Regions from separate parts of the Mus musculus genome. Here regions 2 and 3 are each linked to region 1. A link is a loop called in an ENCODE intact Hi-C map of the cell type or tissue named here. Cell type or tissue: heart. All regions are shown on one strand.

What was found. A loop is a pair of places that touch in the nucleus more often than their neighbours do. Peaks named below come from ENCODE experiments on the same cell type or tissue, not always from the same donor. Only the 100,000 strongest peaks of a DNase experiment are listed, where the experiment ranks them.
Region 2: a loop joins it to region 1, with 5 times the contacts of the local background. A loop is called at or near these places in 5 of 42 quality-filtered maps.
Region 3: it touches region 1 in a loop (2.1-fold over the local background); 2 of 42 quality-filtered maps call a loop at or near these places.

The regions. Positions count from the first base shown.
Region 1 is chr2:181,675,828-181,683,827 of GRCm38, reverse strand. Tcea2 (transcription elongation factor A (SII), 2) reads right to left here and starts at 3,531. Exons shown (of 10, transcript NM_009326.3): 1 at 3,353-3,531; 2 at 553-615; 3 at 175-280. The coding sequence starts at 3,421. In heart, CTCF peaks have their summits at 3,509, 4,882, 6,488 and 7,175 (motif pointing right); DNase peaks (open chromatin) are centred at 3,647, 4,827, 5,967, 6,537 and 2 weaker places; H3K4me3 peaks cover 2,028 bases; H3K27ac peaks cover 3,204 bases.
Region 2 is chr2:181,619,374-181,627,373 of GRCm38, reverse strand. It overlaps Prpf6 (pre-mRNA splicing factor 6), which reads right to left. Exons shown (of 21, transcript NM_133701.2): 4 at 6,727-6,805; 5 at 5,411-5,587; 6 at 5,057-5,212. Among named protein-coding and RNA genes, the nearest start is that of Prpf6, 22 kb to the right of the region's middle. In heart, a CTCF peak has its summit at 3,773 (motif pointing left); no DNase peak of the experiment used is centred here.
Region 3 is chr2:181,479,395-181,487,394 of GRCm38, reverse strand. It overlaps a transcript of Zbtb46 not described here. Among named protein-coding and RNA genes, the nearest start is that of Abhd16b, 9.8 kb to the left of the region's middle. In heart, a CTCF peak has its summit at 3,529; DNase peaks (open chromatin) are centred at 2,774 and 3,664; H3K4me3 peaks cover 327 bases; H3K27ac peaks cover 2,410 bases.

The sequences.
Region 1 (8,000 bases):
CACAACAGATGACATCCATCTTCTACCATCTTCATCCATGTCCAGCCCAGGGATGAGTCCTTTCTGATCTATGTTTGTCATATCCCACCATATATAGTTTCAATCAGGGTAGCAGAGCCAGCACTCTATGCTGTGCTGACCAGCAAGAGCTTCCCTTTACATTCTGAGACTCACCCAAGAGCTTCTTCCAGGACTTGATGAGGGACTTGGCAAGTGCAATGAGCTCCTCATCTGAACTCTGCTTGCGCAGAGCATTGACAGACATCCCAACACGGGTGGACTGCAAGACAAGTGGCCTGAGTCAGAGGCGGAGGGGCCTGTTCCAGAGGCGGATCCTCACCAAGGACTCTTGGCTCCCACAGTGGACAGCTGGGGAATGGCAGGGACAGAAAACATCTCTCCCAATGGCTATTTGGGACCCAGGGACCTACCTCCCACCTCTCTTATGACCAGAGAGAATCAGAAATCCTCTCCTTAGAACAAAGTTGTTTGTGCCAATTAAGCCATGTGGGAGTTAATATAGGGAGCCCTGCTAAGACAGGAAGCACTTACCTGGAGCAAGTGCAATGTAATAGGCATATTCTTCAGCTCCCGCAGCAAATCCATAGCTCCCTCCTGAAAGGAAACGGGATGTTCATAAAGGACTTTAAACCTTAGTGGATGCTGGGTAGTGGTGGTGCATGTCTTTAACCCCAGGATTCAGGATGCAGAGGCTGGTGAATCTTGAGTTAAAGGCCAGCCTGGCCTACAGAGTGAGGCCAGGAGTTCCAGAATGGCCAGGATTACACAGAAAACACTTGTCAGGGGGCATAGTGGACAATCCTACCTCTTTGTCATCACCAGGGGGCAACTTACATGTCAGAAAGAAGCCACTCCTCTACCCTGAGATTCCCAGAGCACTCCATACCTGTTCCTACATCACAACAGGGGCTTTTTACTGCTCCTGCCATAGGGCAGGAATAGAGGCAAACAGCTCAACAGTGCTCTCCTCAAAGATCAGGGGGTTTCTCATCCTGCATCTACGGTGATCTCCAGACATCATGGTAACTAACCACAGGAGGACACTGAACAAACTACTAGAGAAAATAAATGCCCCAACTCCTGCTCAACACGGAAGGACATTCACGGGTATAGCACGGGTTCTTTAACCTTGGTCCATCTGTGCTGTGGTGGGAGAGCAGCCTCTCCTCAAAGCGCCTACCCATCAGGGCAGCACTACTCCTGGGTACTGTAACAGACAACCCTGGCTGCCTTCCTCTGCCCTGGCTTTTCCCCAGCATCTACAGGCAGGCTGCACCTCCAGAGTAGGCAGGCTCTTCCTGTTCCTACCTTAAAAGCCTCTACCTAAACTCTCAGGAATCTCTACTCCAGCCACAGATTTGCAAAGTAACAGCACCATAGCCAACAAGGTTTATCAGAGGCACAATTATTGCTAATTGAAAACTACCAAACCTGGTGACACAGGCCTTATCATCTCAGAGATACTTAGGAGGCTGGGGCAAGAGGATCAAAAGTTCAAAGCTTACCTGAGTTTCAGAGTGAATTCAAGATTAGCATGGGCATCTTAATGAGACCTTGTCTTAAAACAAAGTAAAGAGAGGGCTGTGTAGACACAGCTGTGATAAAGCTCTCACTTGGTAAGTTAAGGCCCTGGGTTCAATACCCACTATCAAAGGGGTGGGCAGGTGAGTTGACTCAGCAGATAAAGGTGCCAACAAGCTGTACAACCTAAGTTCAATCTCCAGAGCCCAAATGGTGGGAGGAGATAACCAATTTCCAGGGGTTGTCCTCATACTTACACACTCACCGAGATAACAAATGTAAAATAAATAAAATTAAATATACAAAGGGAAGTTTTTCTTAAAGCCAGCACCTACAAATCCCATAGTCTCACTTTTTATCTCTTTTCCAGACTGGTCACCACCCTCCTCCTAGGTACTGTAACAGAAAACCCTGATTTTCTTCCTCTGCCTAAGCTCTGTTCTTTGAACCTCAAGGGTAGGCAGGCTCCTCTGGTTCCTACCTTAAACCTCACTCTGCTTAAGGCTGCTCTTCTCTTTACCACTTCCAGGTTATATTCAAACACCTCCTTCCTACAACTGAGACAGCCTTTTCTTCTAACACCCAACACTATTGTGTTTGCTGTCCTCCAAGTTTCCACTATGAGCTCATTTGTCTTTATATGCCACAAAGAGGCAGAGAAAACCAACCCATCCAGCCGTGGTAGGGGCTGGGGCTGACCCTTCAATCTGTGTGACTTATCTGCTCAGGCTGCAGCCTTGTTTCATGGCCCTAAGTTAGTAAGCTGTACACCAATCAGCCCTGAGGTGGCTGACTTTGCTAAGAAGACCTGATCCTTGGAGCCAGGGGCATGCATCCACAATAGCCCTGCACTCCCATAATGAAAACCCAGATAAACCATCAGCTGTTCCAAGGAGCCTCTCTCAAGGACTACTGGAACCTCTGCAGGTTCCCTTCTCAACTGTACAGTCCTATCTGTGGCCTTCCATCCTTACTGGGTCTCCCTTTGGATTCCCATCCTATCTCTGCCACCCTTAGTTCCAAGTTTGTCATTTGTGCTTTCTCTTACCGGAAAGAAGCTCCAGCAGGGCCTCTGTAGCCCAGATGATTGCAAAGTGGGTTCTGTTTCCAGTGTAAAGGCTTATGTGGGCACTTAACCTACTTCCTGTTTTAGACCCCAGCCCTCCAACCCCTAGAGCAATCCTGCTCATCCCCAAAAGCTGTCCTGCAGCCTTCTACTTCAAGCACAGTCCTGGGGAGGCTGTACAGACTCATGACTCAGCCACTATCTGGGCTGCCCTCAGAGCGGTGCTGCGGATGCTCTAGAGTCACTCAGTCTTAAAGCCACCTCCTAAGTCCCTTCCCACCCACGGAAGGCAAGATTGCAGGTGCCATCATCCCCTAAGGATGCTCCTCAAAGGCTACGCAGGTGACCATGGTCGGAAGGCAGGCTGGACTGCCAAGCCCACACTGGCCAGGGGTCTCAACGCCACAGGCTCAACTGTCTGCCCAAACCGACTTGCTGTTGCCTGAGGCCTGACTAAGCAGGGGAAAAATTTATTAAGAGAAACCTGGTGCTGAAGGGTGGGGGGCAGACAGGGGAGACAACGGCTGGGCCAGGGACGCCCGCGGCCACCGCTGGGCGACGAACAGAGGGTAGCTTTCGGTCAACGCGGCGTCCATTGCGAAGCGGCAGTCCCAGGACAGGGTGGAGGGCGGGCCTGGGCAAGGGGTCTCGACTGACTGGGCTAGGTATCACTCTGCCCGAGGGTAGGCTCAGACGGTCTCCGCGGAGCGGGGCCCCAGGGTCCTGGCGGCCCGCGCCCCTCACCGCGTTCTTCCTGGTCACCATTTTGTCCAGCCTCCGGGCGATACGAGCAATCTCTTCCTCCTTGCCCATCACTACCTCGGTGGCGGCGGGTTGTGCCGGTTGCGCCGCCCGGCCTGACCTCGGCCGCCGCCGCCGCCTAGATCCGCGGTCCAAACCTCCGCCTGGCGGCCGCGTGCGACAGAATTAAAAAAAAAAAAAAAAAAAAAGAGTCCCCGCCCCCGGGACCACAACTCCCAGACGACTGCGCGGCCTGCGGCCTGCGGCCTGATTGCCCGCTGGAAAAGGTAGTTCCGCAGGTATCTCCGCCGGACCACGGCCCCACGTGCCCACCGAATGCCAGGGGGAGGGAGGACCTAGAGGAGGGAGAAGGACAACCCTACTGCGCTCAGGTCTTTAATTCAACCCATCTGAGCAGCTTGCCCTGGCGGCCGGTCGCGCCTTCACTAGTGCACTTAGATCGCCTCCACTTCCGAGAGTCACTCAGCTCACTCCACACACTTCACTTGGTACCAAGCCGAGTTTGGGGGCTTTCTTGGCGCTGCGCAGGTGGCCGGGACTCTGAAACGGTTTCTCCGCAAGAATTCAGGCTTTAGCCAAGCAATGTAGGCTCATGCCTTTTTAATCCCTGCACTCGAGAGATAGAGAGTCAAGCAGATCCCTGTGAGTTCAAGGTCAGCCTGGTCTACAGAGCTAGTTCCAATACATTCAGGGTTACACAGAGAAACCCTGTCTCGGGGGTGGGGGGTGGGAGTGGGGAGAACTATTCAGGTTCTGAAGTCAACCTAACGGTATAAACCCCAAGTTCTGCACATTGTTGTACGTCTCAGTCTCCCAACCTGTGAAGTGACAATGACAGAGGCTGCGATCAGGAGCCTCCGATTCATATTTTACACTGAGAACAGGGCAGGGTACTGAGGCAATCCGCTACTGAGGCATTACCTCAGGAAGACCCTAACCACGTCCAGGAAAGGGAGAATGGTGCTCTGCTCTTCTTCTGTCCTATACATGGTGGCAGGTGTGCTGGTACTAAAAGTCAATCTGAATTTTTTTGTACCCAGGAGGCCAGAGTGCAAATGACATACACAAATGACCTAAGCTGACCGTTTTAATCAGTTATGACATCTTTACCATAAGAAAAAGGCATGGAACTTCTTGAAGGCAACAAAGCTTTTCCAGAGGTGCAGTGATGGCTGAACCCAGCTCTCTAGTTTCATACCACCTCTCATTCTGCCCTTTACTGAGAGCTGGGCCCTTGCTCTAAGCTAAACCCAACAACAACAACAAAAATTCTGGGAAAGGGAACCCTGTGTTTGAGTACTGAATTAATGCTTTCAGGACCCTACCACAAGACAGGCAGTAAGAGAACCACAGGACCTTCAGCCATGCTGTGTTTGGCTGATGACTTGACCCCATCAAGGGACTGCCTACTGAGTAGTCCCAGCTCTGACTGGTCCCAATGATGAGCAACAGCAGCCTGTAGGTGGCAGGAGCCACCCACAGATCTGCTCAAGAACAGGCTCTTTCCTGAGGAAAATCCAGTAGATCACCAGCAGGGGAGCTATGTCACAAGAAGCCAGATCAAAGGTGTGTTCAATCCTGAGGGGTCCTTACTTGTGGGGTTGGTACTCACCAGCCAGATATTTCCACATTGCAACCTTAGAAAATTCCAACTTTAGAAAGCGCAGTTGATAGTATTTTGTTTAGCATGTAGGAAGCCCTGGGTTCAATCCACCGTACTGCATACAAACCAGGCATCACAGGTACGTGCCTGTTCACTCAGCACTTGGGTGATAGAGACAGGAAGGCCAGAAGTTGAAGGTTATCCTCAGATATGTATATGAGAGACATGTTTCAGAAACAAAAAGTCCTGATCCCAGATCCTACAAGAGCTCCAAATCGAACCTTCTGGCCCTTGATCAGAAAAGTCACCTCCCACCCCAGATTCTCCCCCACCTCACCCCACCCCCATACACCTTGCTGACTTTCAGAGCTTTATCTTCAGTGGAACCTCCCCACCAAACATCTAGACCATAGATTCACCCAGGTGTTCGCTCCAGTGTGGTGTTGTCCTCTACCCTAGCCTTCTGAAGGTGGTGGAGGACACACCTGCCTGGGTTTGGAGATAAGAAGTTTCTTGGACAATGTGATACCAGGTGGGAAAGAAGGCTTCTGGGAGACAGCCTTACCTATCTATATTGTCCAATCTACTACTGGGGTCTTTTCCAAGTTCCCAGAACACCTAGATGAGGTATCCTAACAATTCACCAACGGCTTTTGCACCCAGCCTTCCTGGGGCGCACACTCCCAATATTTCTTAAGAGTCTGCCCCTGAAGTGGATCTCTGACTTCAAGAGTCCTCAGTGAGCAACATAGCCCTATCCTAGGGACCCTGGGATAGAGATATCCCAGCTTGAAGGTCTGAAAAGGACAGGCAATGATCTAATGAGATAGGATCATGGGACATCCCCAGGGTCTGCCCCACCAGGCCAACTGTACCTTTGACCCAAAGCTTGCCCTACCCCCTTCCTCAGTTCAGGAAACATCGGAAGCCCAAGCCATTTATTTTTCTATTTGTGATCCCTGCCCCCCATCTATGTCTGCCCAGAGCTGGCCCTGACCCCAGTGGTGGCCTGAATGCTTCCCCTCTGGCCAAGGCAGGGCGGTGGTGGGTGGGAAGACTCACACTGCCAAGCTCACACGGAGCCTAAGCTCCAGGAGGTCCTATATCCTTGTCACCATATGATAGTCCCTCCCCTGCATGCAGTTCTCAGGTCCTCTGCCCATCTTGGGGGTTGCAGATCTTCACCATAGGGCTCTGTGGATCTACAACCACAGCCAATCCCACTTTAGGCCCTCCTTGGACACTGGCTTCTGTGGTCAGACAAGGCAGGGACCAGTGACAGATAAAAGGGTCTCCAGTATTATGAGGTAGAAAGTGGAAGCTAGGCATGTGGATATTGGTTTTGTCTGTGTAGATGGATACGAGCTCTCTGAGCCTCAGTCTCCTAGACTACAGAATGGGAAGAGCCATAAGCTTATGGAAATGTCTGCTTGGAAAGTCCCCCACCAGCCCACAGCCTGGCCAGGACCCAGCTTCCTCCCCCAGAGGCAGTGTTAGGGAGGCAGGAGACATCCCCTAGAGGCCAGTGAGGCCTTAGCTGCAGGCTTGCTCTAACAATGTGCTTCCCTGACACAATTCCCAGAAATGCTGCCCCCCTCCCTTGCCAGCCCGCCAGCCTGGCGGCCACTCCACCCTCCTACCCTAAGGAGCCCCAGGCAGCCAGGAGGTCAGAGGCAATGGATGAAGCATAGAGGTCTGACTCAGAGGCAGCAAACCTGTGGAATTGTCCCGCCATCCTGCAAAGACCCGCCTGGACCAAGTCAGTCATAGTTAAGCCGCTGCAGAAGCAAAGCTATGCTGGACCTGTAGGATGCTAAGTCACTGAAAAGTATTCCCAGATCTCATTCAGAGGAGAAAGCAAGATCCTTCCAGGCTCCACCTGGCCTCTTGGCCCTCATGCTTAACCCCTGCCCTTCCATACATACACCTGCTCCCTTTTTTTCTTCAGTGGCTTTAAACAGTTCCCCATCGGTGTAGGTAGCATGCTACTTGGATGGTTTCCTCACGGTTCTTTCAGGTTTGAGCTCAAAAACCAGTCATGAAAAAATAGATACTGATATAGCCCTATTTTCATACCCAGTACTCTTGATATTGGCTTATTTGTGGATTTATTGATTTTTAACCTTTCTACTCCAGAATGGAAACATCTTACAGCAAGGATTGGAGTTGTTTGTTCTTTTCCAATTTCCTATCTCAGAAGACAGTCTGGTGCCAGCAGGGGGCTCAGTACCAAAATAATGAATTCTGTCTCTGAACAAAGGAGAGTGGAAGTCCCTAAACATGGCCAGCTGGGTCCCCACCAAAGCTACTTGTCAACAGTCAGGAAAAGAAAAGGGAGAAAAAAACAAAGACGAAAACAAAACATACGAAGCTGGGTGTGATACTACACCTACAATCCCACAACTCAGAAGGCAGAAGCCAGCCTGAGTTACACAGAAGAGTTCCAGAGCCATCTTGATTTGTTTTGTTTCTTTGTTTTTGTTTTTGAAACAAGGCCTCTACATAGTCCTGGCTAACTCACTTCATATACCAGGCAGGCAACCATGCCCAATCCAGTAAACATTTTTTTAAAAAAGAAGGAAAATACCCAGGCAGTGGTGGTGTATGCCTTTAATCCCAGCACTTGAAAGATAGAGGCAGGTGGATCTCTATGAGTTTCAGGCCAGCCTGATCTACAGAGCTAGTTCCAGGACAGCCAGAGGTATGCAGAGAAACCCTTTTTCGAAAAACCAAAGAAGAGGAGGAAAAGAAAAAGAAAGAGGAAGAAAAAGAAGAGAGGGAAGAGAGTGGGGAAGGAGAAAAAGGAGATAGATGTTTTTCTCTGCTTTAGTCTCCTTTTATCTTCATTTCCCAATCTGTCAAAGCAGGGAGGGGCCAGCCTAACTTGGCAGGGCATTCGGGATGGATACCTCGCTCCAGTAACCTAAGAGACCCGCGATTGCCTGCAGTTAGCCCACCTTATAGGCAAAGTACCACCAAGGGGACCGACACACTCTTGAGAACAAAGACAGCAACATCCACAGACCC
Region 2 (8,000 bases), 56 kb after region 1:
CCTGCCTCAGCTTCCTAAGTACTGAAATTACAGGTGTACCACCACACCTTTCAACACTCTTAAGAAAAGACAGGATAACAGCACAAAGCACAGAAAAAGGGGAAGGGAGAAGAATTACTTTTCTAGTGACTGGGCATGGTAGTGCGTGCCTAGAATCCCAGCACTTGGAAGATCACAGTAGAAGGATCAGGTCATCCTTGGCTACAGTGTGAAGCCCACTAGGCTACATGAGACTGTCTACCTTTCCTCCAAAAAGCCAGGTACAGTAGCTTATAACTATAATTCCAGCACTTGGCAGTCAGAGGCAAGAAAATTTCTACAAGTTCAAGACTAGCCTGGTCTACATAGTTTCAGGCCAATTACATGCCAAATCCTGTCTCAAAATAAAACAACAAAAATACCAAGAAGAACATGGCAGAAGCATTCTGTTTTATACAGCCCTGGCTTTGGTATTATTTGCCAATTTAAAAAAAAAAAGAAAGAAAGAAAGAAAGAACGAACAAATAAGGCTAAGGTAAGAGAATAAAAGACACCCAAAGCTGATGTCTGGCTTCCATACATAAGCGCATACAGACATGCATAAACCCACATAAACATGTACTGCATCACACACACTCACAGAGAGACAGACAGAAAGAATATTGAGCTAGAGAGAAGGCTTAGCAGTTAAAAGTGCTTTCTGCTCCTCCAGAGGACCTGAGTTCAGTTTCCAGAGCCCATGTCAGGAGACTCGTAACAGCCTATTAATTCCAAGACCAAGAGGACTGGATGCTTCTGGCATCCACGGGTATCTGTACACATACAGCAGACACACAACACACACAAAAAAACCATAGACACATGAATAAAAATAAACATAAAATAAAAATTGGGGAAAATGAGGAGAATCTAGAATCCTTACGCAGTTAGAGCTGTGAAATAATGCAACTACTACTACTATGGAAGCCAGTGTCACTGTTCCTAAAAAATTTAAACAAGGCTATCATTATGCCACAATTACACTTCTGAGAATATACCCTTAAAAACTGAAAACAAGGTCTGAAACAAGTATTCGTATGATCATGTTCAAGAGCAGCATTATTCTCAGAACCAAAAGTCAGAAACAAAGCATGTGTCCACTGAGAGGTTGATGAATAATACATGAATATACGTTCATACACACAATTAAATATTATTCAGTCTTATAAAGGAACAAATTTCTAATACATGCTAAACATGATCCAGGAAGACAAAGAGCCAAAAGCACAGTAAATGAAAATATATGGGGGCTGTGGAGATGGCTCAGTGGTTAAGAACACTGACAGCCAGGCGTGGGGGTGCACGCCTTTAATCCCAGCACTCAGGAGGCAGAGGCAGGTGGATTTCTGAGTTCGAGGCCAGCCTGGTCTACAAAGTGAGTTCCAGGTCAGCCAGGGCAGAGAAACCCTGTCTCAAAAAACCAAAAAAAAAAAAAAAAAAAAAAAAAAAAAAACAAACTGACTGTTCTTTTGCAGAGGATCTGGGTTCAATTCCTAACACGCGCATGAAAGCTTACAACTGTCTCTAACTCTGGTTTTAGAGGGTCCAACACCCTCCCACAGACATACTTGCAAGCAAAATTCCAACATAAATGAAATAAAAATAAGAATATAAAACATGGGGGCTGGTGAGATGGCTCAGTGGGTAAGAGCACCCGACTACTCTTCCGAAGGTCCAGAGTTCAAATCCCAGCAACCACATGGTGGCTCACAACCATCCGTAATGAGATCTGATGCCCTCTTCTGGTGTCTGAAGACAGCTACAGTGTACTTACATATAATCAATAAATAAATTAAAAAAAAAAAGAATATAAAACATTTTTTAAAAGTTCCTCTATTGAGGGCTGGAGAGATGGCTCAGAGGTTAAGAGCACTTGGTTGTTCTTCCAGAGGTCCTGAGTTCAATTCCCAAGAACCACATGGTGTCTCACAAGAATCTGTAATGGGATCTGATGACCTCTTCTGATCTGTCTGAAGACAGCTACAGTGTACTCATATACATGAAATAAATAAATCTTTTTTTTTTTTTTTAAGTAACTCTGTTAAAGACAAAGGAGGAGGAGAAGGAAGAGAAAGAAGAATAGCAGCAGCAAGACAGACAGTCAGGCAGTGGTGGCACATGCCTTTAATGTCAGCACTCAGAGGCCAACCTGGTCTACAAAGTGAGTTCCAGGACAGCCAGAGCTACCTAGAGAAACTCTGTATTGAAAAATCCAAAAATAAATAGATAAATAGAATAAAAGAAAAGTACCTATAATGAGTCCATCTAAGTTATTGAAAGCAGAATGGAGGTTGTTGAGGATTAGGGTAGAGGTAGACTGTTAAGTGTTTAACATAAATAGTTTTAGGGGGTCTGAGGAAATGGCTCAGTGGTTAAGAGCACTGACTGCTCTTCCAGAGGTCTTAAGTTAAATTCCCAGCATCATGGACATGGTAGCTCAAAACCATCTGCAATGGATTCCGATGCCTTCTTCTGGTGTGTCTGAAGACAGCTACAGTGTACTCATATAAATAAAATAAATAAATCTTAAAAAAACGTTTCAGTTTGAGATGGCAAAGAGTTTTGGAGGTGGATGGTAGTGATGCTTGTATAATAGTGCGAAAGTACTTACATCGATAAACATAAAAATGACTAAAATGTCCAGGCATCATGAACATTATTATATCTGTATATATGTATATTATATTGGCATATTATATCTGTAGCCCCATCAAGGCAAGAGGCTCACTTAAACAACGTAAGAGGACAGCCTAACCACAGGCATACTAAGACCCTGTCTTACATAAACACATGCAAAATGGTTAAAATGGTAAATTATAGTGCTGGGGTACAGTTCAGTAAGTATATTGCTTATCTAGCAGGAGTGAAGCTCTGGGTTCTACCCTAACAATTATTTTTATCAAGGGTAGAGAGGGACATAAAGAAAATAAAACCTGTCAGACATAGAGGTGCGCACCTTTAGTCCCAGTAATCCCCAGTCAGAGGCAGATGGACCTGTGATTTAGAGCCCAACCTGGTTACACAGTGAATACCCAGTCAGGGCTACACAGTGAGAAAAAAAAATTTTTTTTAAGAGAAAGAATTAAAAAAAAAAAAAAAAGGATGTAAAGTTATCACGGTACATATTTTTCCTGTTTTGGGTTTGTTTGTTTGTTTTTGTTTTTTGTGAAGGTTTTTTGTATTTGATTTTTTTTTCCCCAAACAAGCCCTGGCTATCCTGGAACTTACTCTGTAAAACTAAGCTGGCCTCAAACTCAGAGATATGCCTGCCTCTGTCTTCAGAGGGGAGTGTGCTCCTCCACCACCTGGCTCTGTTTATTTTTGTTTTGTTTTGGTTTGTTTTGGTTTGAGTTTGGAGATAATAGTTCTGAGGTAGAACACCTGCCTAGTATAATCAAGGCCCTGGGTTCCATCCTTGGCACCACGAGAAGAGAAGAGAAGAGAAGAGAAGAGAAGAGAAGAGAAGAGAAGAGAAGAGAAGATGAAACAGAATAGCATTAATTGCTTCTCACTGCTCTTACAACAGCTCTGGAGGAAAAACAATAAACCAAAGGCAACAAAATGACACTGATATTAAATACAAATCAAACTGGAAAATCTACTGTCACAATAAAGATGTTTCTCAGACCCTCAGAGACTAACAAGGCTGGAGAGATGTTACACTGCTCTTCCAGAACCCAGACTTTTGATTCACAAAATCCACATGCTGGCTCATCTTTAACTCTGATTCCAGGGAATCCAATGCCCTCTTCTGGCAGCTGTAGACACTGCACACACACAGTATACAAGACATACAATACAGGGAAAACACCCATACACATAAAATAAAAATAAACAAATCTTTAGAAAAAAATTGACAAACTGGAAGTTCACTGAGTTCAGAGATGGACAGTGTACTTTAAACAGGCAGAGGTAACAAACAGAATCCAGCTGTGCCAGGTGCCAGAGCATCATCAGCAGGTCCAGGATAGGAGTGTAGAACAAGGAAGGTAATATTCAAAGTAAAAATTCCACTTCAAAGACATTACAAAAATGCTAACTTAAATGTGCTGCATAGAAGTCTATGAATTCGAAACACAGTAAGTTAAGAGAAAAAAAAAAGGAAAAACCACCCAGAATTTCTCTGAAAATCAACTACTGAGACCATGCATGGCATCAGTCAACTGTGATTCTAGCACACAGAGGCTGAAACAGGAGTTTGAGAATAAACTTGGGAGGAAAAGATAGGAACTCTGTGAATTCTAAGTCAGCCTAGTTTATATAGAAAGTTACAGGCCAGCCTGAGGCTACACAGTAAAAATGCTGCCTAAGAAAAGAAAAGAAAAGAAAAGCAGAGCAGAGCAGAGCAAGGGCCAGGGCCAGGGCCAGGGCCAGAGATGCAGCTCAGTCATAGCATGCTCACCTAGAATATAAAAAAAGTCCATCTCTCCAATAGCACACACAAAAAAACCATTAAATCACACTGCATATTTTACAAGGTAAAATAGGCATACACAAGTTAACATAAAAGGTGCAATCAATAAGCTATTGAGTTTTTTATTATAAAATACTTGCTGTTATAAATTTTCAAAAATACAGTAACAAAGGGTTAGGAATTTAGTTCAGTGGTAGAACACTTGCCTAGCAAGTATAGAGCCCTGAATTCATTCCCAGTGCTTACAGAGTTAAGCTTTATCAACAGAGCATATGGACTTTGTTGGGAACACACTCATCCCCTATAATGGCCATATACCACCAAGGGACAGACTAGCAGGACAAACGGGGCTGGACCTTTATTTGTTTTGCTGTGTGTGTTGGCATGCCCTATAGAGAATCACACAAATACTCACCTGTAGAAAGAATCTCACCTACTCTATGACAGGGCAGAGTATCAATTTCATGATAAAACACAAAGATAAACTTTACACATTTCTGTTTTTAATTATTGAGTGTTTTGTTGCACACGCTAGGTAAGTGACGAACAACTGAGCAACATCCCCCAAATATTTTGCTTTTTCCCCATTTCAGTAATAAGAAAAGATGCATTACGAATTCTCACCTGGCTAAGCCTCATGTCCATCAGGGTATTCCTTGCCTGGCCAATCTTCCTCATGTCCAGCTCCCCTGTACCAGGTGTCATCAATCCAGGTGTCATTCCACCTGGGTATGGAGTGTTCAGGCCTCCCGGGTAGGGTGTGTTCAGACCTCCAAATTGCTAGGGTGAGGATAAGACAGTGGTTTGAACTGTCATACTGAAGATCCCCACCCACCTCGTCTCTATGTCCTAATGAGGCATGGCTACACTGACTCTTGCCACAGCACAGTTAGCTACAAAAACAATCAACACTCACCCTTCTCACCACACCCTCATCCAGACTAAAGAAGCCCCATTTGCCTCTGTTCAAATACTCACAGTCTGTCGGGGATCCACAGAAGTATGGTTCTCTCCAGTCTGTAAATGTTTGGCAAAGAAACTATCAGGAACAGGAGTCAGCTTCTCATAACGTGGGTTCCGTTGACGTTTGTTTCTGGCATCGCCAACTTCTGGGATGCTCAGCCACTCTTCTTCTGTGACTTCTGCCAGCTTCCTCTGGAGATACATAGATCCCAAACATGAGTTCTTGTTAGATGTCACACTTGCTCTCCCCAAGCCTCTGGCCTATTGTGCCTTAGAAAAGACAGAAATGCTTTTTCCATTTAAAAAAACTTGATAGCCAGGCAGTGGTGGCCCACACCTTTAATCCCAGCACTTGGGACGAGGGGGCAGGCGAATTTCTGAGTTCAAGGCCAGCCTGGTCTACAGAGTGAGTACCAGGACAGCCAGGGCTGCACAGAGAAACCCTGTCTTGAAAAACCAAAAAAAAAGAAAAAAAAAAAAAAAAAAGAAAAACAACTTTATTCTTTATTGCATGTAATGTATATGTATGTGTGCATACGCATACACGAGGATACATGCAAGAGCTTTTACCTACTGAGCCGCACTGATAGCCCTGGTTTTCCACTTACTTTAGAGAAATCAATTCATTGGGTTGGCACTATTTTACCAAAAAGTAAATTATCAGATCAAAGTCTAATAGGTAGTTTGGAAAGACTATGCCTAAATGAAGAGAAATTTAATAAAGACTGTTTTCCTACCTTTAACAGTAAAAAATGGGATTTCTTTTTTTTTTGGCTTTATTTTTATTTTTTTAATTTTTATTTTTTTGGTTTTTCGAGACAAGGTTTCTCTGTATAGCCCTGGCTGTCCTGGAACTCACTTTGTAGACCAGGCTGGCCTCGAACTCAGAAATCCACCTGCCTCTGCCTCCCAAGTGCTGGGATTAAAGGCGTGCGCCACCAACACCCGGCTGGCTTTATTTTTTTAAGGATTTATTTATTATTATACATAAGTACATTGTAGCTGTCTTCAGACACCAGAAGAGGGCGTCAGATCTCATTACGGGTGGTTGTGAGCCACCATGTGGTTGCTGGGATTTGAACTCAGGGCCTTTGGAAGAGCAGTCAATGCTCTTACCCACTGAGCTATCTCGCCAGCCTTTTTTTATTTTTTAATGTATATAACAGATGATCAAACTGACACTGAAGCACAAACTTCCCTAAGCAATTAATCCTCTGAGCTAAGTAAAGAGCATCATTAGTAAAGGCTCCATAGCATTGCACCAGAGCAGTCCTGCCTTCTGCTGCTTAGGTGAAGGCCTGGAAGCCAGTAATGCTAGCCCACCTGCTCACCTTAAGGTCTGAAAATTGCTGCTGGATTTTGGGACGTTCCATTCGGTATTTCTCAATCTCTTCTTTCTCCCTTTGCTCTCTAGGAAATAAAACATGTACCTGCATTAGAAATATCACATGTAGGCTTAGGGCACTTGTTCCCATAGAGAACCCAGGGTTATTTTCCCAGGACCTACGTGGTAGCTCACAGCCATCCACTGCTCCAGTTCTAAGGGGTCCAATGAATGCCTGTTTTTGACATCTATGGGCACTAGGAAGGCACTTAGAACATATACATACACGTAGGCAAAAAAGTCATATATATATAAAATAAATAAATCTTAAAAATGAAACCCATTAAGGAAAGAAAATTATCTATTGCAAAACAAAATTGGTTTGTTGTATATCTTAATTAAATAACCAAAAACAATTCCACACATTTAATAGCTAACTAGAATGTATTTTAGGCAACTATAGATATAGTAGCAAATCTAGTTGTTCAATTATTTACCAAAGAAAACAGGCAAAAACTAAATAAACTGGGTATCTTACTTTCAGAGATATTCAAGTAATAGTATGTTTACATCAAAATAAACCTATTGTAGTCAGGCAAAGTAACATACACCTGTAATCTGAATACTGGGAGGCAGAGGTAGGCAAATCTCTGTAAATTCAAGGCCAGTCTGGTCTATGTATCTATGTAGGGAGTTCTGGGACAGCCAGGACTATGTAGAGAGACCCAGTCTTTAAAAAAAAGAAAAAGAAAAAGAAAAAAAAGAACACTATCAGGAAAATATATTTTACTCCCCTAAACTGCACACCTGGCCACACTTTAACCCTGTACACTGTAGTGTTAGATGTAATGGACCAGCCTGACTCCATTTTAAGGATGGAAACCGTTTTGTTATAAGGTCAGAAGAAGTTCATTTCCATTTGCTGCAAAATTCAAGTTGACCATGCGTTAGCCTGTTTCTAGAATTTGACATGGTCCCCACCCTATGGAGTTTGACTCACACCTTGAATATACCCAAATAAAATGTTCTGCCTAATAATTTAAAAATGTTTAGCCAAGTCCCCACATAACCAAAATTCTCTAAAAATCTTCTAACCCTCAAACCCCCCCTAGCCTTGCTGGGGTTTTTTGTTTTTATTTTTTAACTTTATAAACCCTATATTCCTATGTACAATGCTATGTTGCTTAATAAATGGAGTCAAGGTGGCAAGTGAAAGTCTAGATTGTTTTGGTTTGAGTTTGTGGTTTGGAAGTTCATGCCACATGTCTCCACTGTAAAACG
Region 3 (8,000 bases), 200 kb after region 1:
TGGAGTCACAGAGAATTAATTATCAAGCACCCTCAAGGACAGTGGGGTGGGTGGGGAGCTCTCTCCTTCCTGGCTCCTTGAAGAGCTGCCCCATTGTCTCCCTCTGACCCAGGATGAAGGACCCAGAGGGCTCTAGAACCCATTCTGGGGTGATAAAGCCCTTCTGGAGCACACACCCTTTAGACAACATATCTTGTACATGAAGAGGAAGAGCCTAAATCCTACCAGAGCCTGAAGGGGAGGGAGACTTACTAATCCTTACACAGTACTGCTGCTGGTACCCCTATACCTGGCCTGAGGGGGTAGACTGGTGTCAGGCCCTTGTCAGTGGTGAGGAGAATGGCCATGCCGCTTCCCATAGATCTCTGGGTGGTATCAGATGTAGTCAGAGTTCTCTGGTCTCACCACCTCTTTCCTGAGCATGGCACAATCTACAGCCTTTCTACAGCCTGTGAATGTGAACAGTCTCTCCATGGAAACTGATCCTGAGTTGGTCTCTGGGCTCTCAGATATATTATGAAGGATTGTTGTTTGGTCAGGGGGCAGTCTCCCTTCTGGTTTGGGAACCTCAAAAGAGAGACCTTAGGTATTCTACTATGGAAATATTCAGGTTTTGATGTAAAGTGAGTATTTATTATTGTTAGCCAAAATTTAACATTCTCATTCAGCCCCCTAGACAGGGATCTTCTTTCTATCCTTCTCCTTGAAATCCCAAGTTAGACACTCTATCTGTCCTTTCTCTACAAGCCTGTATCCATACAAACCCTGCCCCACTCCTTCTCTCTTTTGAAAGGATTTCATATATCCAAGATTGGTCCAGATCTTGCTATGTAGCTGAAGATAACCTTGAACAATTGATAACCCTGCTTCTACCTCCCAAGTGCTGGGATTATAGCTTATAGATCCATACCTTCATACTGTTTATGCATTGAGGAGCAAACTCTGGTCAGGAAGCAAGCATTCCACCACCCGAGTCATACCTACAGCCTCTTATTTTGTTATTTCTGTGTACAGGAATAAATCTGACACACACTATAGCTTGCTTTTCTTGACAGTGTGTTATGGGCTTCACTGCTGCAGCAGCAAGCTACTGTCTTGGGTGTCCTGCTAATGTGTCAGGTGTCCCCAACCAACTTCTAGAGCTTTCCCCTCTGCAAAAATGGCTGCAACGTGCACAAGCAAATTGTTTTCCAAGGACCCTTGCTTTCAGATGCCATGTGATTTGTTTAAACCCTTTTGCAAAAGTCCTTTTCAACCAGTGAGTCTTTCCTACTCTGGAAGAGATCTTGTATCTGGAAGCTCTACACCACCTAGGGCAGCTCTGAGCTTTTACTGTGTATCTATCCTGTGTGTATAGATTTCCTGACCACTGTTACGACCACTGACTAGAACAGCAGCAAAAGCCATTCTGCTCTGTCAGTCAGAAACCCATTGGGAATCCTTCCCCTGTAAAGGACCTGGGTACCTTCCTGGTGATCAGATAGAAACTATGGTCTGGACTTAAAGCCATGATCCCTGGGTCTTGAATAAAGCTGTGCTGAGGGTGGATAAAAGGTGGGTCACTGCCTTTTTTTATTTTTTTTCTTTTGCACTTTTTTGGTTTGTTTTCAGTGATTGATTGATTGTGTGTGTGTGTGTGTGTGTGTGTGTGTGTTGGGGGGCAGGTTAAAAGACAATTTGTAGGAGTCAGTTCTCTCTTCTACCACATGGATTCTAGGAATTAAACTCGGGTTTAAAGCGAGCACCTTTATCTGCTGAGCAATGTCGCCAGCCTGGCTAAACTGACTTAGCTATTTGGCCACTGGGGACCTAAAAACCAATAACAGAGGCTGGAAAACAATTTAGCTAAGATGATTCCAAAAAGAGACTTGCAAGGGGACTCAACTCGGTGAGGGGTGCCTAGATCCCCACAATGCAAAGCCTATTCTCATTTTTCCTGGCTTCTTGAAAGGAACCATGAGAAAACTGGAGGGTACTGAAGCTTTTATAAGTTGCTACAGAAGGGGTAGTCCATGCCAACCCCATGGAGAACTGAGGCATGACCTGAGGATCCTGCTCAGCGCCCTGTCACCTTCCTCTCACTATGCCTGCCGCGCTAGAGAGCTCCAATGCTAGAAAGTGGGGACTTGGCAGGGGGATTGAAGTCAACCTGCTCTGTAGTCATTCCTTGACCCAGAAACTCACTGAAAAGTAAGACAGCTATGCTTCAGGGTGATCTCTCAGAACGAAGTCTGGTCTGAAGCTGAACCCACTCTGTACCCAGGTAGGGTGGGCAGAGGCAGAGTGTTTCCTGGCTCAAATGCAGGCCTTGTGCTCTCCTACCTTGGACTTGCACCTCGAACCTCCCTGAGTGGTAGACTGAAAGCTGGCTTCTGCTGATAAGTGAGCATTCAGGACTGTGAGCTCAAGGGTGACCCCAGTCTGGGGAGTATATGGCCTTATAGCCATCTGAGCATGGGGGTTCGGGGAAGGAGAAAGCCAGCTCAAAGCCAAGTGTCTGTTGAAATGAAGACAGGCCTTGGTTAGGCAGAGCCATCATAGACCTACATTTGTGTCCTACATGATAGAGAAAAGACTATGACCAGGGCCTCTATCACCCTCTGGCACATTGTTGGGGGAGGGGGCTCACATATCCAGCTTGCTTTGAGCTGATCTAGGTTATGGCCCTCGCGGCTTCTTCTAAGTCACTTGCACAGATTAAAAATGGCAACTGTCCCGGAGCTGATCCCAGGGGACCCTGAAACCTGTCCCATCCCCCAGGCACTCTCTGTTCTCAGCATTATCCCCAGTCTAGGACAGCTGCTCCAGGGCTACAGCTCCCTCCACCCCATCCACCCAGACACCCAGGTGAGGTCAAGCTCACCATACCTGGATGGTAAAGGCCAGAATCCCAGGGCAAACCCAGACAGACAGGCCTTCTACTTAGTTTCCTCTCTTCCTCTCCTCTATGGAACCTACCTATCGTGGGTAGGAAAATAGAGAAAGAACAGACAGAAGGGACAAAGGAGAGGGAAGGAAATTGGCCTGGAGGGTAACCCCACCCTGGTTCCTGTGGCTTCTGTATCTGGGACTTCAGGGTTGAGCCACCCACACGTACACACATCAGAGGAGGCACCTGGTCCAACACAGGATTTGTGGACCAAGAAAATGTTTGGGTCTTTACCCTGAACCCACGAAGGGCAGGCAGTGAGGCAGAGAGGGTAAAAGACAGAGGAGAAGCTCTGATGTTTACCACCCCAGGCACAAACCACAAGGTTGTCTAATTTCACCACTTTGAAACTGTTCTGAGCTGGGTCAAAACAGGGTGCATGTGCCTGTCCGGATTCTCCAGCTGCCCATAAGGCCTCAAGAAACCTTTGAAGTGCTAGAATGAGCATACAGGAAGTGAGTGGCATCCCATCTCTCTGTGTCAAACCCCTTACACTTCCCAGGTGTATCTGGGAAGGAGGACTAAGGGAAAAGGGAGCTTGCCTGCCATCCCTGGCCTAATCCCACCTCCAGTTTATTTTTCTCAGGTTCCAGTAGGGGCAGCAGTAGGTCAAAATAGTAGTCCCTCTCTCTCAACTGAAAATAGCAGGTCTCGGCCTTAGGAAACCCCCGGAGTGGGAGGTAGAAAGGAAGAAGAGCAAAGGAAGGGAGGCTTCTCAGGAAATGCCTGGGTGCTCTGACTGCGCTAGCAGAGACTCTTGGTCATTGGCTCAGCCCTTGGAAAGTCCCAGGCAGGGCCTTGTGGACCTGGGTGGGGACAGTGCCAGCCAGGCAGCAGGAGTTTCTCACACAGGCGTCAGATGCCAGGGTGGGCTTCCTCTTCTGCCTAACTGGGTTTCTGCCATGGACGTCGTCAGGGCAAATGAAGGTAGCTCTTTATTGTGATGATCCCCCCCCCCGTGCCCCTCCCCACCTTATTACTGCCCTCTTTACTTCCACTTTCACTGTCTGGAGAACAGTTTATTCAGCTGATATTTTAATTATTGAGACAGGTTTCATGAAGCCCAGGTCTTATCTCAAACTTGATATGTTGCCAAATAAGACCTTGAACTACTAATCTTTCTGCTCTATTTCCTCAGTGAGATTACAGGTATGTACTACTGCACCTGGATACCAGCAGATAAAGGCCCAAGGGAGGGTTTGACCCAAAACAAGACTACATAGAACAGGAACTGAGACGGCCTATAGGAATTAATCTTCAGGGAATGGACCTGGAGAGCCCCAAGGTTGAGGGAAGTTGGGTATTTTGGAGGTATGAGAACAAGGCCAGTGGGTTGTAGAGACCTAGGATGGAGGTAGAAAGATAGGCAAGACTTGCAGACCAGGGCACAGAGCTTGAAAGGAAGCTGCCACTAAAGGTACCCGACTTTCCAGACTTTGTTGTATTTCTTTCTCTCTCTTTTTTAAAGGTAGGGCTTGACCACCCTTTCACCTTCTCCTTCTCCTCCTCCTCCTCCTCCTCCTCCTCCTCCTCCTCCTCCTCCTCCTCCTTCTCCTTCTCCTTCTCCTTCTCCTTTTCCTCCTCCTCCTTCTCCTCCTCCTCCTCCTCCTCTTCTTCTCCTCTTCTTTTTAAGAATTATTTATTTTATGTATATGAATACACTGTAGCTTGTCTCTAGACACACCAGAAGAAGGCATCAGATCCCATTACAGATGGTTGTGAGCCACTGCGTGGTTGCTGGGAATTGAACTCAGGACCTCTGGAAGAGCAGTCAGTGCTCACAATCATTGAGCCATCTTCCCAGCTGCCGTTGTATTTCAAAAAGGTAATGGACCTTCTTTTCTCTGTGCGAACTGGTCTGATTTAACTAACCTTAGGTTTAAAATATTTGGAAGAAGAATGAATTCATAACTGAGAATACAATTTCTTTTTTTATTAGATATTTTCTTTTTTACATTTCAAATGTTATCCCCTTTCCTGGTTTCCCCTCCAAAACCCCCCTATCCCCCCCTCCCCCTGCTCACCAACCCACCCACTCCTGCTTCCTGGCCCTGGCATTCCCCTACACTGGGGCATAGAACCTTCAAAGGACCAAGGGCCTCTCCTCACACTGATTTCCAACAAGGCCATCCTCTGCTACATATGCTGCTGGAGTCGTGGGTCCCTTCATGTGTACTCTTTGGTTGGTGGTTTAGTCCCTGGGAGCTCTGGAGGTACTGGTTGGTTCATATTGTTGTTCCTCCTATGGGGCTGCAAACCCCTTCAGTTCCTTGGGTCCTTCCTCTAGCTCCTCCATTGAATGCTGAAAGGTTAAGAGGCTATTCTTATAGAAGTTTTGCAATTTTATGAGGTCCCATTTGTCAATTTTAGATCTTAGAGCATAAGCTATTGGTGTTCTATTCAGGAAATTTCCCCCTGTGCCCATGTGTTCCAGGCTCCTCCCTACTTTCTTTTCTATTAGTTTCAGAGTATCTGGTTTTATGTGAAGGTCCTTGATTCATTTGGACTTGAGCTTTGTACAAGGAGATTAGAATGGATTGATTTGCATCCTTCTACATGCTAACCACCAGTTGAACCAGCACCATTTGTTGAAAATACTGTTTTTTCCCTCCACTGGATGGTTTTAGCTCCTTTGTCAAAGATCAAGTGACCATAGGTGCATGGGTTCATTTCTAGGTCTTCAATTCTATTCCATTGATCTCCCTGCCTGTCACTGTACCAATACCATGCAGTTTTTTATCATTATTGCTCTGTAGTACAGCTTGAGGTCAGGGATGGTAATTCCGGCAGAAGTTCTTTTATTGTTGAGGGTAGTTTTCACTATCCTGTGTTTTTTGTTATCTGAGATGAATTTGCAAAGCTTCTGAAAGGCAAGAGACACTGTCAATAGGACAAAATGGCAACCAACAGATTAGGAAAAGATCTTTATCAATCTTACATCTGATAGAGGGCTAATATCTAATATATAAAAAGAACTCAAGAATTTAGACTCTAGAGAACCAAATAACTGTTAAAAAATGAGGCACAAGGCCGGGCGTGGTGGCGCACGCCTTTAATCCCAGCACTCAGGAGGCAGAGGCAGACAGATTTCTGAGTTCGAGGCCAGCCTGGTCTACAAAGTGAGCTCCAGGACAGCCAGAGCTATAAAGAGAAACCCTGTCTCGAAAAACAAAAACAAAAAAAGAGGCACAGAGCTAAACAAAGAATTTTCAACTGAGGAATACCAAATGGCTGAGAAGCACCTAGAGAAATGTTCAACATCCTTAGTCATCAGGAAAATGCAAATCAAAACAACCCTGAAATCCCACCTCAAACCAGTTAGAATGGCTAAGATCAAAAACTCAGGTGATAGTAGATGCTGGCAAGGTTTTGGAGAAAGAGAAACACTCCTCCATTGCTGGTGGGATTGCAAGTTGGTACAACCACTCTGGAAATCAGTTTGGTGGTTCCTCAGAAAATTGGACATAGTCCTACTGGAAGATCTAGTGGTACCACTCCTGGGCATATACCCAGAAGATGTTCCAACTTGTAATAGGACACATGCTCCACTATGTTCATTGCATCCTTATTTATAATAGCCAGAAGCTGGAAAGAACCCAGATATCCTACAACAGAGGAATGGATACAGAAAATGTGGCACATTTACACAATGAAGTACTATCAGCTATTAAAAACAATAATTTTATGAAATTCTTAGGCAAGTGAATGGACCTAGAAAATATCCTGAGTGAGGTAACCCAATCATAAAAGAACTCACATCGTATGCACTCAACTGATAAGTGGATATTAGCCCAGAAGCTTGGAATACCCAAGATACAATTCACAAACCACATGAAACTCAAGAAGAAGGAAGACCAAAGTGTGGACACTTCAATCCTTCTTAGAAGGGGGGACAAAAAACTCATGGAAGGAGTTACAGAGACAAAGTGTAGAGCAGAGACTGAAGAAATGACCATCCATAGACTGCCCCACCTGGAGCTCTATCCCATATATAAAAGTGTCACCAAACCCAGACACTTTTGTGGATGCCAACAAGTGCTTGCTGACAGAAGCCTGTTACAGCTGTCTCCTGAGAGGCTCCACCAGTGCCCGACAATTACAGAGGTGGATGCTCTCAGCCAACCATTGGACTGAGCACAGGGTCCCGAATGAAGGAGCTAGAGAAAGAACCTAAGGAGCTGAAGGAGTTTGCAGCCCCATAGGAGGAACAACAATATGAACTAACCACTATCCCCAGAGCTCCTTGGAACTATACCACCAATCAAAGAAAACACATGGTGGAACCTGTGACTCTAGCTGTATATGTAGCAGAGGATGGCCTAGTTGGTCATTAATGGTAGGTTGGCCATAGAAGGCTCTATGTCACAATTTCTTTATAATGTTATAAGTCATCTACAGGTTAAAGTCTATGACTAGGGGATGGATGAATCTTAGTGGTAGAGTACTTGCCTACCTAAAAAAGATATGTTAAAGTTCTAAGCATTTTTGTTTTGTTTGTTTGTTTTTGAGACAAGATCTCACTACATATAGCCCTAAGTGGCCTGGAACTTGCTATTGTAAACCAGTCTGGTCTCAAACTAACAGAGACTTGCCTGCCTCTGCAAAGCCTACATTTTATACAAGGAGTTTAATCATCTGATATTGGTGCCTATGGAATTCCTGGGTATTCCCTCTTACAGCTCTATGAACAGATGCACAGCTCTGAGGGATGGAGATTCTGGTAGTTAATGCTGAGAGAGAATCAAAAAGATATGAGAAGGTTTAAGACTAGACCATCAAGTGATGTGATTCTAGATTGGAAATGCACCTCAGCTGTAGAATACTTGCCAATCCTCAGGTTCAATACTTAGCACCACTAAGAACTGAGTATGGTGGTGTGTGCCTTTAATCCTAGCACTTGGAAAGTAGAGACAGGATGATCTAAAAATTAAAGTCATCTTCAGAAGTTTGAGGATAATCTGGTCTTTATGAGATACTAGCTAATTTTTTTTTTTTTGAGACAGGGTTTCTCTGTAGAGCTCTGACTGTCCTGGAACTAAATTTTTTTTTTTTTAATGCATGTTTTTTTCTG